Linked DNA regions of Homo sapiens: region 2 is linked to region 1. Evidence: read pairs that join two places in POLR2A ChIA-PET (ENCODE). Cell type or tissue: GM12878. All regions are shown on one strand. Links, peaks and the distances in the headings refer to the core of each region. The heading gives the core; the rest is flanking DNA. Region 1 has its middle 42 kb from the start of PLCL2. Region 2 overlaps PLCL2 (phospholipase C like 2).

The links. ChIA-PET counts read pairs that join two places held together with the same protein. Peaks named below come from ENCODE experiments on the same cell type or tissue, not always from the same donor. Only the 100,000 strongest peaks of a DNase experiment are listed, where the experiment ranks them.
Region 2: POLR2A ChIA-PET joins it to region 1 with 11 read pairs; 3 of 35 experiments call an interaction of 5 or more read pairs at or near these places.

What each region holds. Positions count from the first base shown.
Region 1 is chr3:16,840,230-16,845,612 of GRCh38, reverse strand. No RefSeq gene overlaps it. Among named protein-coding and RNA genes, the nearest start is that of PLCL2, 42 kb to the left of the region's middle. RefSeq lists an enhancer at 3,048-3,297. In GM12878, for the core only: no CTCF peak of the experiment used is centred there; DNase peaks (open chromatin) are centred at 3,032, 3,302 and 3,562; H3K4me3 peaks cover 2,178 bases; H3K27ac peaks cover 2,437 bases.
Region 2 is chr3:17,002,477-17,007,859 of GRCh38, reverse strand. The region is part of intron 1 of PLCL2 (phospholipase C like 2); the gene reads right to left. Among named protein-coding and RNA genes, the nearest start is that of PLCL2-AS1, 49 kb to the left of the region's middle. In GM12878, for the core only: no CTCF peak of the experiment used is centred there; no DNase peak of the experiment used is centred there.

The DNA of each region.
Region 1 (5,383 bases), core at 328-5,327:
TTTGGCTACATTTCTGCCAGTTATCTTTCCCATCAGTCAAAACCTTTTGAATTTTCCTTTTTATTGCTTCCCTTTTCATTTCCCCTTCCATTGACCTTGGTCAGGTGTTTCTCACCTCTTGCCTGGATTTTTTCTACAACCTCTGGGCTGGTATCCCAGCAAAGATGGCTGGTTCTTCCAGTCCAGTTCTTTAGCCCTGCCAGACTCACCTTGGCGAAATACTACCTGCTTGATGGCACTCCTGTGCTCCCAATCCTTCTGTGGCTCCCACCATGTGTAGGATGATGTCTAGATTGGCATTCAAGTTCTATTAATATTTTTAATTCATCTGGAGTTACCTATTCTCTGTTTCCCCAGCATGCTGTACCCATTACTGTCTCCTTGACTCAGTCCCACTTGTACCTCCTATCATGTCAAAGTCAGGCATCGCCTCCTGTATTGAACTCACTCCAGTCTCAGTATTTCATCAGCTTTTCCTCACATACCTCCTTGGACTATGTTCTATGCACTTAGTATCTATCCAACTCACCAGCAAGCAGTTTAGGGCCAGTGATTGCCTCTGACAGACTCTGCTTTCTTCCCCAGAGCCCTTTGTTTAGTTTACATAGAGTGAGTGCCTGGTTATTTAATAGCTATTGAACAAAACTCTGTAGAGTCAAACTTTATTGTCTAAAGGTAACACAAACTTGCCCTTTACATTTCCTAATTTTTGTATTTGATTCTGCAACATCCTTATTGCATGAGTTCTGGGATTTTGCCATCTCTGGGTAACTCAATTATAATCTGCAACTCTTAAAGTCTACAACTTGCACTCTGTCAGTAATGTCCAATGGAATGTCCTATATTTCTACCTGTGCTGTCCAGTTTAGTGACACCTGGCCACATGTGGCCATTGGGCACTTGAATTGTGTCTAGCGCAACTGAATTTTTAATTTTATTTAATTTTCATTAATTTAAATAGCCACATGTGGCTAGTGACAATTGTACTGGACAGTGCAGGTCTAAGTATTTATGAATAAAAAAAGAAAAGAAGATAAGACAGTATCAGCCCCAGAGCTTTTCAATAGCCACTCTAAACTGTAAATAATTCACAAAAGTATTGAGCTGCGAAGTCACAAGTTTCCATGGCCTTCTCACCCATACGACATACAGTTTCAGCTAGGTGTATATCTACTGGCTGCCTGTTGACAAACATTCCTATTTTTATTACCTCATCTAGAATTCCAAAAGCCCAGCTCAGGTGATTACACAGGGAGACAGAATAAAATTCTCCCACACAGCACTCCCTAATAACTACAGGTGATCTCATGAAACCAGCTCATACTTGAGGGTCCCATTTGAAGAACCCTGCCAAGACCTCTATTTTTATCTTTATGTATGTGATTTCCTATTTTAGCTTCAAATAAGTATTTTACGAAAAATAATACAATTACCGGCCATAATGTGTGTTAATGAAGGGCAGGCATAGCAAAGATTCATCAGTTCACCCATAATCCCTACCTCAGACAAACATTCCCGTCCTCACCAAGGTATCCCAGTTAATATGTGGACAGGTTGGCTAATGTCAAACTCAGCCCTTAACAAAAATAAGAGATAACAATTATTGAATGTTTATAATTCTTAGAAGCAATCAATATGTATTATGCTATTTATTGCATTCAACAATCCTTTGAGGCAGCTATTACTATCAATCCCATTTTACAGATGAGGAATTGAGGCACAAAGGGGTTATAGGATGTGCCCAGGTTAATGAAGCTAGCACTTGCAGAGCCAGGATTTGCACCCAGGCATTGTAACTCCACTGCTTGTACTCTTAATCACTCTACTATTTTCTTACTGAACCCCACCTGAGGTATTTATACTAATTCATCCATTCATTTTAAACTCAGTATGTAATGAGCACTAGCTTCTCATGTGTATCAGGCACTGTGCTAGCTATGGTGTGAACAAGCAATGGGTTCCCTTGTACAGCTATAGCCTAGGACCCTAAGAACTCAATCACATTGGCTGATCATCACCACTGGGTTTGCTCCGAGGATCTTATCATCTACATGAGAGGGAAAGATCACTAAGGAAAAAAGACCATTAGGCACCATTAAGGACACACGTCAGGTGAGTGTTAGGAATATATTTCTTAGAATATCAGGTTTAGGGCTGAGCCTTAAAGACTTGAATGAATGATTCAAACTTTAAATGAATTAAACCCCTAATAGAATAAAGAGGCCAACCCAGGGCAATTTCAAGCCTACCCAGCAAAACCCCAACTTCCCTCAAGGGGCAACCCTTCCTGCTCCCTAAGTGGAGTGCGTGGAATGTGCCTTCTCTTAGGAATATCCTTTCCCACTTCTCCACCTGGCTGACTCCTTCTTAGACATCATTTAGGACTTTGCTACTTGAAATGTGGACCTTGGACCAGCAGCATTGGCATTACTTGGGAGCTTGTTAAAAACGCAAAATCTCAGGCTCCACCCAACCCTGCTGAATCAGAACCTGCATTTTAACACGATCCCCAAGTGCTTTTTGCATCCGTTACAATCGGAGACGCACCAAAGTAAGACATAGCTCAGATATTATCACTTCCTTGAACCCCTGGCTTCGGTGAGGTTCTTCTCCAGGGAGTGCCCACAGTGCCCTGGTCTTGGGCCCACCACAGCACTCACCACACTGAAATGTGTTTGTTGGTTCTCTGTCTCCTACCTGGATGGGCAGCAAAGGTGTCTTATTTATCTTGGCTTCTCCAGTGCCTATAACAATACTGAGTAAACATCAGTTGAAGGAACGAATGAGTGGCTCTGAAGAAAGGTGAAAGCACTCTGGAAAATTAGCATTATGTTGCTAGGAGCCCATCTGGAACCTAATACTTGACATTTCTCTCTCTCAGCTGCTCCAGCTGCCCCCTGCATACATGAACGATTTCTCTAAATGCACCTAACTTCAGCCTTCAGGCCTGAGCCAGCGTTTAGGGTTCTCTGAGTCTTCTGCTTTTAAGCCACCTCATCACGGAACCCAGTAGGAAAACCCCAACAAACAAGGGCGGGCCCTCTGCTGCTTGGCACAGCCACCTCAACAAAAGCTGGGCACTTCCTGTAAGGCCCAACCCTGGGCCTGGCATCCCATCCTGCAGGGGGATCGCCCCTCTCCCTACTTCTGCTCACCACCTCCGGCACTTCCCCCGGTTACTTGGGTTGCTGCAGGAGCTGGGAGCACACCTTGCAGCTGCGGCAGCTTCAGAAGCTCAGATTTAACAAATGCTGGGCCGGCCTCAAAGTTAACTTCAGTTCAGTTTTCAAAGATCCTGCAAACAGCAGAAGGAGACCAGCCTGCTTCTTGTTTCTTGTCAAAGAGCGCTGTTCCCTAATTAGCCTCTCATGCTAACTTGGGGGAGCATCTCTATTCTTAGATAATACAGAAAACTGGTTTTACCCCTTAATAGTGTCTTTCTTTCTTTTGTAAATAGTTTTTTAATAAACATTTTGGTAGCTACATGAGGTTGGGTAATGCCCAAGGCTTTACCAACCTCATTGTGATATTTTTTTCACTTGTAACATATGTGACCACAGATGCTGCCACAGGCGTCACGTGGCCCCCTCACTGTAGCTGGGAGGGGACACACCTCCCATTTCCCTCTGACCACTGGGCTTTGTCTTTTCTCTCTCCTGTCTAAATTACTGAGCTGTCAGATCTAAAAGGACTGTAAAGAATAGAGATGTCATTGCCCTCTTATTTTAAAAAATTAGTAAAACAAATTGCTTTAAGTTTTCTAAACTTTTCAAAGCATTTTTAATGCAATACGTCTACATGCTAATTGTAGAAAATGTGGAAAAGCCAGAAAAGCATAAATTACCCATAATGCTACAATACAGAGAAAAATCACTCAACATCTCGGTAAATTTCTCACTAAACTTCATGTATCCAGAATAATGCATGTGAATGACTAGCGATGGAGCTGTCCTCCACCTTCCAGCCCCCACTGATACTTCAGGAACTTGGTAATAATACAAACCTGCACTTTATGCAGTTTGGAGTTTTATTCCTACTTACAAGATTATGAGTGGGTTTATTGTACTTCTATAGTTGAGCTGAAACTACGGCAGTCCCTTCTCACCTGCACTTTCACTTTCCAACGTTTTAGTTATTTGCAGTCAACTGCAGTCTGAAAATAGTAAATGAAAAATTCCAGAAATAAACAATTCATAAGTTTAAAATCGTGCAATATTCTAAGGTGCTTGATGAACTCCCACGCTGTCCCACTAGGTCCTCCTGAAATGTGAAATATCCTTTTGTCCAGAATACCCACGATGTATACCACATAGTAGTTGTTTTGGTTATCAGTTTGAAAAAACAGAGAATATATAGGATTCAGTACTATTTGAGGTTTCAGGCATCTGGTGGGGGGTCTTGGAAGGCATCCCATGCAGATAAGCAGATAAGAGGGGACTACTGTGCATACAACTTTGTATACTTCCTTTTTTTTTTTTTTTTTGCTTAAAGGAATATCAAGAGAATTTGCTCATGTTAACACTTTTTTCCCCCATTTTCTAATTTGTCAAATGAGTTTAAATGAGGTGATAAAATTGTTGGAAGTTGGGAGGTTACTAATCTGTTGTAATAAGATTTAAATAAAATAATATATTTTCAAAGTGCTTAGCTTGGGGCCTGGCATATAGTAAACTCTTCATAAATGGTAGCTATGACCATAGATTATTACTAAAATCTCATTTTAATGCCAGCATATTTCATTCTAAGTAGCATATTTAACCACCCACCCTTTTATTGTTCTGAGCTTGTTTCCAATTCTCCCCATTAAAAATTGTAGCACTGCAAGGATATCTTTGAGTATAACTTTTTGTTTCCTTTACAAAATTATTATTTCTTTAAAATAGATGACTCGGTTGAAAGATATAAACATTTTAAAGGCTTTTTGTTATATATTGACAAATAACTTCCCAGTGTTAATAACACTCAGTATTAATAACTGGCAGAAAATTTGGTACTAGGAAGTTATTTATCTATGTATAATAAAAATTGTATCAAATTTCTGGCCAACCACAAACGGGATTGCCCATCTTTCTGCATCCTCACCAGTAGTCAATCTTCTTTTTAAATCTACAAACGTAGCAGGTGAAAATTTGATTTTGTTGTTCTTTGAATTTGTATTTCTTGAAATTACCAATGAAGTAAAAATATCTTCATTAACCATCTGTATTGAATTATCTCTTCATGATCCGTACAGTAAAAGATATTTTATCAGTCAAATACCCTAATGGTTTGGATTTTCTTTTGTGTGTGGTATTTCTCATCTCAAAACCTGTCAGAAACACACTCACTTCCTACACACAACTAGAAAGGCTATCAGTAAGACTATTTGGGATTTTGCCAGAGA
Region 2 (5,383 bases), core at 306-5,305, 160 kb before region 1:
ATAAATAAGAAATAGGGATGGGAGTTGGAATTATATCACTTTCATGACAAAGAAAAGAACATTGTTGAATATTATCCAAAGGCAATTCTAATTTTCCTGCTCTGGATAGAAAATATCTGTATTTTAAAAAGCTATTATGCTATACTCTATCTCTGAAATTTAAAACCACTTTTACTTTCTAACTACCTATACTTCCAAAAGCAATTTGCAGAAGGTAATTAAACTTAAACTTTAAATCATATGGGTATCATTTTCCTCAAAGTTTCAAAATGAACCATAGAAGCTTTTGTGATCTGGGTGCCAAGACAAAACATAAAAGCCACAAGGTAGAATATTTCTTTACAATTATATCCTCAGAACAATAAAGTGCAAAATACATAAAAACTGTGGTAATTGTATCTGTAAGATACATTATATTAAAGCCATTTCAAATCCCTAAAGCATAGATTGTATTACATCAATTTGAGTGAGTTAGCATGAAATTAGTTTTGTAATCAGCCATGCATAAGGACATGAAACAAATGTATAATTTTCTATTTTTCAGAATGACGTCTTTAGTTTTTTTTTCCCAGTAGAGACGGGGTTTCACCATGTTAGCCAGGATGGTCTCGATCTCCTGACCTCGTGATCCGTCTGCGTCAGCCTCCCAAAGTGCTAGGATTACAGGTGTGAGCCACCACGCCTGACCGATGTCTTTAGTTTTTAAAAGACGCATTTACCTTTGATAAAGACAACATACTGACTCAGTTAGGGAATTTTATAATCTTTATATATCGTGTCTCAAAGATGACACTAGTAGAACAATTACAAAAATATATGGATGTGGTTTATCCACTGATCCATTAAGAAATATATAGTATTTTCCCAACATTGTAATCTTTTATTCTTTCATTTTTACAGGCTGATTAATATTCTGTTACACTTTCTAATTTGTTATAAATGATACATTTCAGATAAACAGGTTTCTTTTTTATTAAGAGGGAAAAGGCCTAATAGCAAAGTAAGTTAATAACATACACACATGCTCACATACCCATGTATGTGGAACAGGCAGCAGCTTAAACACCACACTGTGGCTTTAAGAACATTGCCATGCTTTTCACAAACCAGCCCAGGCTTTGAATGGAGACTTCTGGTTATCAATTGCAGACACATGAACATGATGACCACCCAACCACGGGCAGATATAATGACATCAAGGACACCCCTTAGCAGAGACTTCCTGTCTCTTCCTCTCCCTCCATCTGCTGTTGCCTAGAACTGTCTCCATAGCACACCAAGGCCTGAATCTGCTTCTCCTTCCTCACTAGCAGATAAAGTGATCAGAAAACACCAATAGAGGAGTATGCTTGTTTAGAGACCAATAAGGAAGAGAACAGATGTGAGCTTGCACTCCTTAATGGGTGGACCAGAATCTCTGGCTGGGAGCAACAAGTGGATGTGAATACAGGAGAAGCTGGCGAAATGGTCTTCCACAGTCAGCAGAAAAGGAAGGGGAGGACAGAAGCACTTGTGTGGGAGGGAAGGAGAACTGGTGTTCAATGGCAGGAGACTGAGCCCCAAATTGCCTAATTCCTGGAATCCTTATCCCACTCTTACTCATTTCAACTTGTCTTTCATTGTTCAGCCTGGCAGTGATCAAATACTTGCCTAAGCTAAGTAGCTGGTCAGAAGCAGAGAGCTGGGATCTATTGTTTATGCTGCCTTGTAATGCAAGTTAGTTTAAACTAAATAATGAAGATTATTCAACCTACATGTGCTATACATATACCTTTTTAACTGGAAGAACATTAAATGCATAATACTCACATGCATTAACCATCTAAAACCAGAGGAAAAAATGCAGGTTTCTGCTGAGACACTTGTGCCTCAAAATACTTTTAAAAAATAGTATAAACTATTTCTCAGAATTGGCTGTTATACTGTGAAGGAGTACTCATCACCCAAAGCTTCTGAGTGGTGAATACAACAGAAGGGAAACTTGGTGCAATTCTGCTACTCTATTAGAACTTAGTAACCTCAAGAGAAAGAATACACAAACAATGTCCGGACTGCAAGAAAACCGGCTTCCAAAGAACCTACCTCCATATCAACCCTGAAATTTTGCATTTCTTGACAATCTTAAAATTTAGAACTAGAAAGAAACAAAGGTTCATTTGTACATTAGCCAACAGAATAACAATTTCATACCGGGAATGATTTTAGATAAAGCAATGAACTAGAAAGAGACTAGGGAAACATTCTGCACCACAGCAAATTCAGGAAAAATAGAAATGTTTATACGACTCATATTTAGCATTAAAAACATAAATAGCCATATTGAGTCCTATGGAAAAACATACATCTTTCTAACATAACTGCCTACTTTATTTAATAGAAGGCTGTCACTAAAAATAGGAGGCCACTAAAATTACCATCTGGGATACTTAGGTAGTGGCAATTTCATAAATGGGCATGGGTAATTTCATAAATTCTCATCCTGAAACGGGATAAGGAATAGGTGAACCTCATTTCATCGGCTGGCAACAAAGTGTCTGGCACTGATTCAATCGATTTAGCTCGCTCTGGAGAAGAGGAACAAGAAACCAAGTTGTGGAGCTGCAGTCTTGTCTAAGGGCACACAGATAGTTAATGCCCTGCTGGAAGAAAATTACCTCCTGTTTCCTATTCCATTTGAAAGACTTGAAAGACTTCCACTTGAAAGACTCCTGTCTTTCAAGCCTCATTTGTTCCCATTTTCTGTTTGATTATTCCTCAAAAAACATCATGAGAAAATGATGTTTCAATATCCAGATTCAATACCCTGGCAAAACAGTCACCAAGTCTAAGCAGTCATTCTGGTGTGGGGCTAGGGTGTGGGCATGGGGTGGCTCAGAATGGGGAGAGGGTGTAGTATGAAAACAAAGCAGCCATTTATCTCTCTGGTTTGCTTGAATCAAGTTATTTAATCTGAAATATAAATAACATTAAAGAAAGGTAGGGGATCACCATGTTTATCAAGGGGGATTTAGAATTAGAGTTGAGAAACTGGGGGTTAGAAAAATTTCTCTTTTACACAACAATACAAAACTAAACAAAAAAACCCAAGAAAGAACTTGAAGTCCATTAAATGAGCACAGCAAGGCCTGACCTTTCTTCAGCTCAATAACAATAACTCTGAATTGAAAGAATAAGTCATGCCAGGCACATAAGGGCTACCCTGCAAAGTTTTTCACACATCTTTAAAACTTTGATGTGCTCTTTAAGATGAGAAAAAAGAAGAAAAGGGGGAATTTGGAGCAAGACAGTCACTCTGAAGGTCATTTTATAAAATAAAATGAAATGAAAAAGAATAAAATAATATAAAGGAAAGCTAGGTACAGTTAAATGCTGCTTCTTGCTCATGTGGAAAGGCCCTTTATTGCAAGTAACAGAAACTCCTTGGCCTGTGGATGCCTCTCCTCCATGGGCGCTCCTCTTCTGTCATGTCCTCTACAGTATTCTGTATTCCAAAAGCTCACCCCTGCCCTAGCTTTGCAGAGTCTATGAGGGCTCAGATCTTAGGAGCCTATGGGTGACTTAAAAAGTCATGAAGTGGGGGCAAGTAAAGTTTAGATGGCGGTTTACAACACAGAAAGCCAAAACAGAATATCACTTCTACCCTAACAAGAAAAAGCCCAATAATCTATAAAATCATAACTGTTCTTGTATGCATCAGAGAGCCACGGTCACACAGAAACCAAGGGAACGGAATTTCAAAGAGTGACACGCCCCTCCAAGGAGAAATAGGACACAAGAAACTGTTCTGGGTTTGGTAGAGCGTGGGAAGAAGATGTGGCCACCATGGAAGCAGGTAAGAGGAAATCAGATAAAATTTTAAGGAATTCTTAAAAGCCAAGTGTGACCCAGTGTATCCATCTAGGGTAACCGGGAGTGCCAGACACAGGAAGAGTTTGCACTCATTTGTAAATCTTCTCCATGGGTGCTCCTGAGAAAAACTGGGGGTAGAACAGGGCCACTGGGAAAAGGGTAGAAGCAGAACCCATCCACCTCTGGAACCAGGCAAAGATCCATTGCCCCAGGGGGTAGCAGAACCTCTTGTAATCAGGAGCTTGCATCAACAAAAGCACAGCTCTGCTATGACCAGTAGAGTGGCAGAAAACTATCACCTGCCCAAATTCTAAACAGATACAGGCAGAGTTTGGCTGCCACAGGGAGCAGGGCAGGTTAGGACAGGTGAGAAGGCCCATTCCTGAGGCCCAGGTGCATAGGGCTGCCTAAGACTGAAACTGGATCAGCAGGACCAAAACTTCTCCCTGACCCTACCAGAAGCCTAGCACCAAAATGCAAGCAGTCTACCATTACAGGAGGGACAAGAACATGGGAAGAGACCCCTTTCTGACACAGGCATTCACAGGTGAGAGCTGAGGGCAGAGCAGGAACTCTGAGTAAACCCTCTAGTATGCTACCTGCTTCCTTCACACAAAACACAAGGTAACAGTAGCCCACCAGTGGAGAAATTTGAAGCCAGTGGTACATTGAAGGTAACAATGGCAACACAAATCCCAAACCTGGCTCAATTACTGACTCAATCTTCCCAACACTAATGACCTGGAAGAAGAGATATGCCCATTTCTGAGCACATCATTTACTTCAGTCTCTATTAACCATGATTTTTGTATCCAATAAAAATTGCAGGTCATACCAAAAAAGTAAAAAGAAAAACAAAACAAAAACAACAAAAAAACATTGTCAAGAGATAAAGCAATCAACAGAGCCAGACTCTAGAAGTGACTCAGAAGATGCTGAAACTATTAAATGGGAAGATTAAAACAACTATGATTAATATGTTAAAAGATCTAGTGGAAAAAGTGGACAATATGCATGATCAGATGGTATATTTCCACAGAAAGATGGGAATTATAAAATATGGTCCAAAGGAAATACTGTTAAAAAAAAAACCCACATCAGAGATGATGAATTCCTTGATAGGGTAATAAGCAGACTAAATACAGTCAAGAAAAGAATCTGTAAACTTGCAGATAGGTCAATAGAAATTATCCAAATGAAAATACAAGGAAACAGAAGAGTATATACATATTTTTTTTAGAAAAACAAAACAGAGCATCTAAGAGCTGTTATCTAACATACGTGAAAACAAAGTCCCTGTAGGAAAAACAGGAGAGATAATAGGGCAACAAAATATTTGAAGAGATAATGTCCTAGAATTTTCCAAGTTAAGCAGCTCAAGAATAAGAAGCTCAAGCAGGATCAAACACACACACACACCTGGATATGTCATAGTTACACTGCTGAAAACCAATTAAAGAGAAAGCTTTGAGGCAGCCAAAGAAAAAAGAAAGTCACATACAGAAAAAGATCAATAAGAATTCTAGTTCAGATG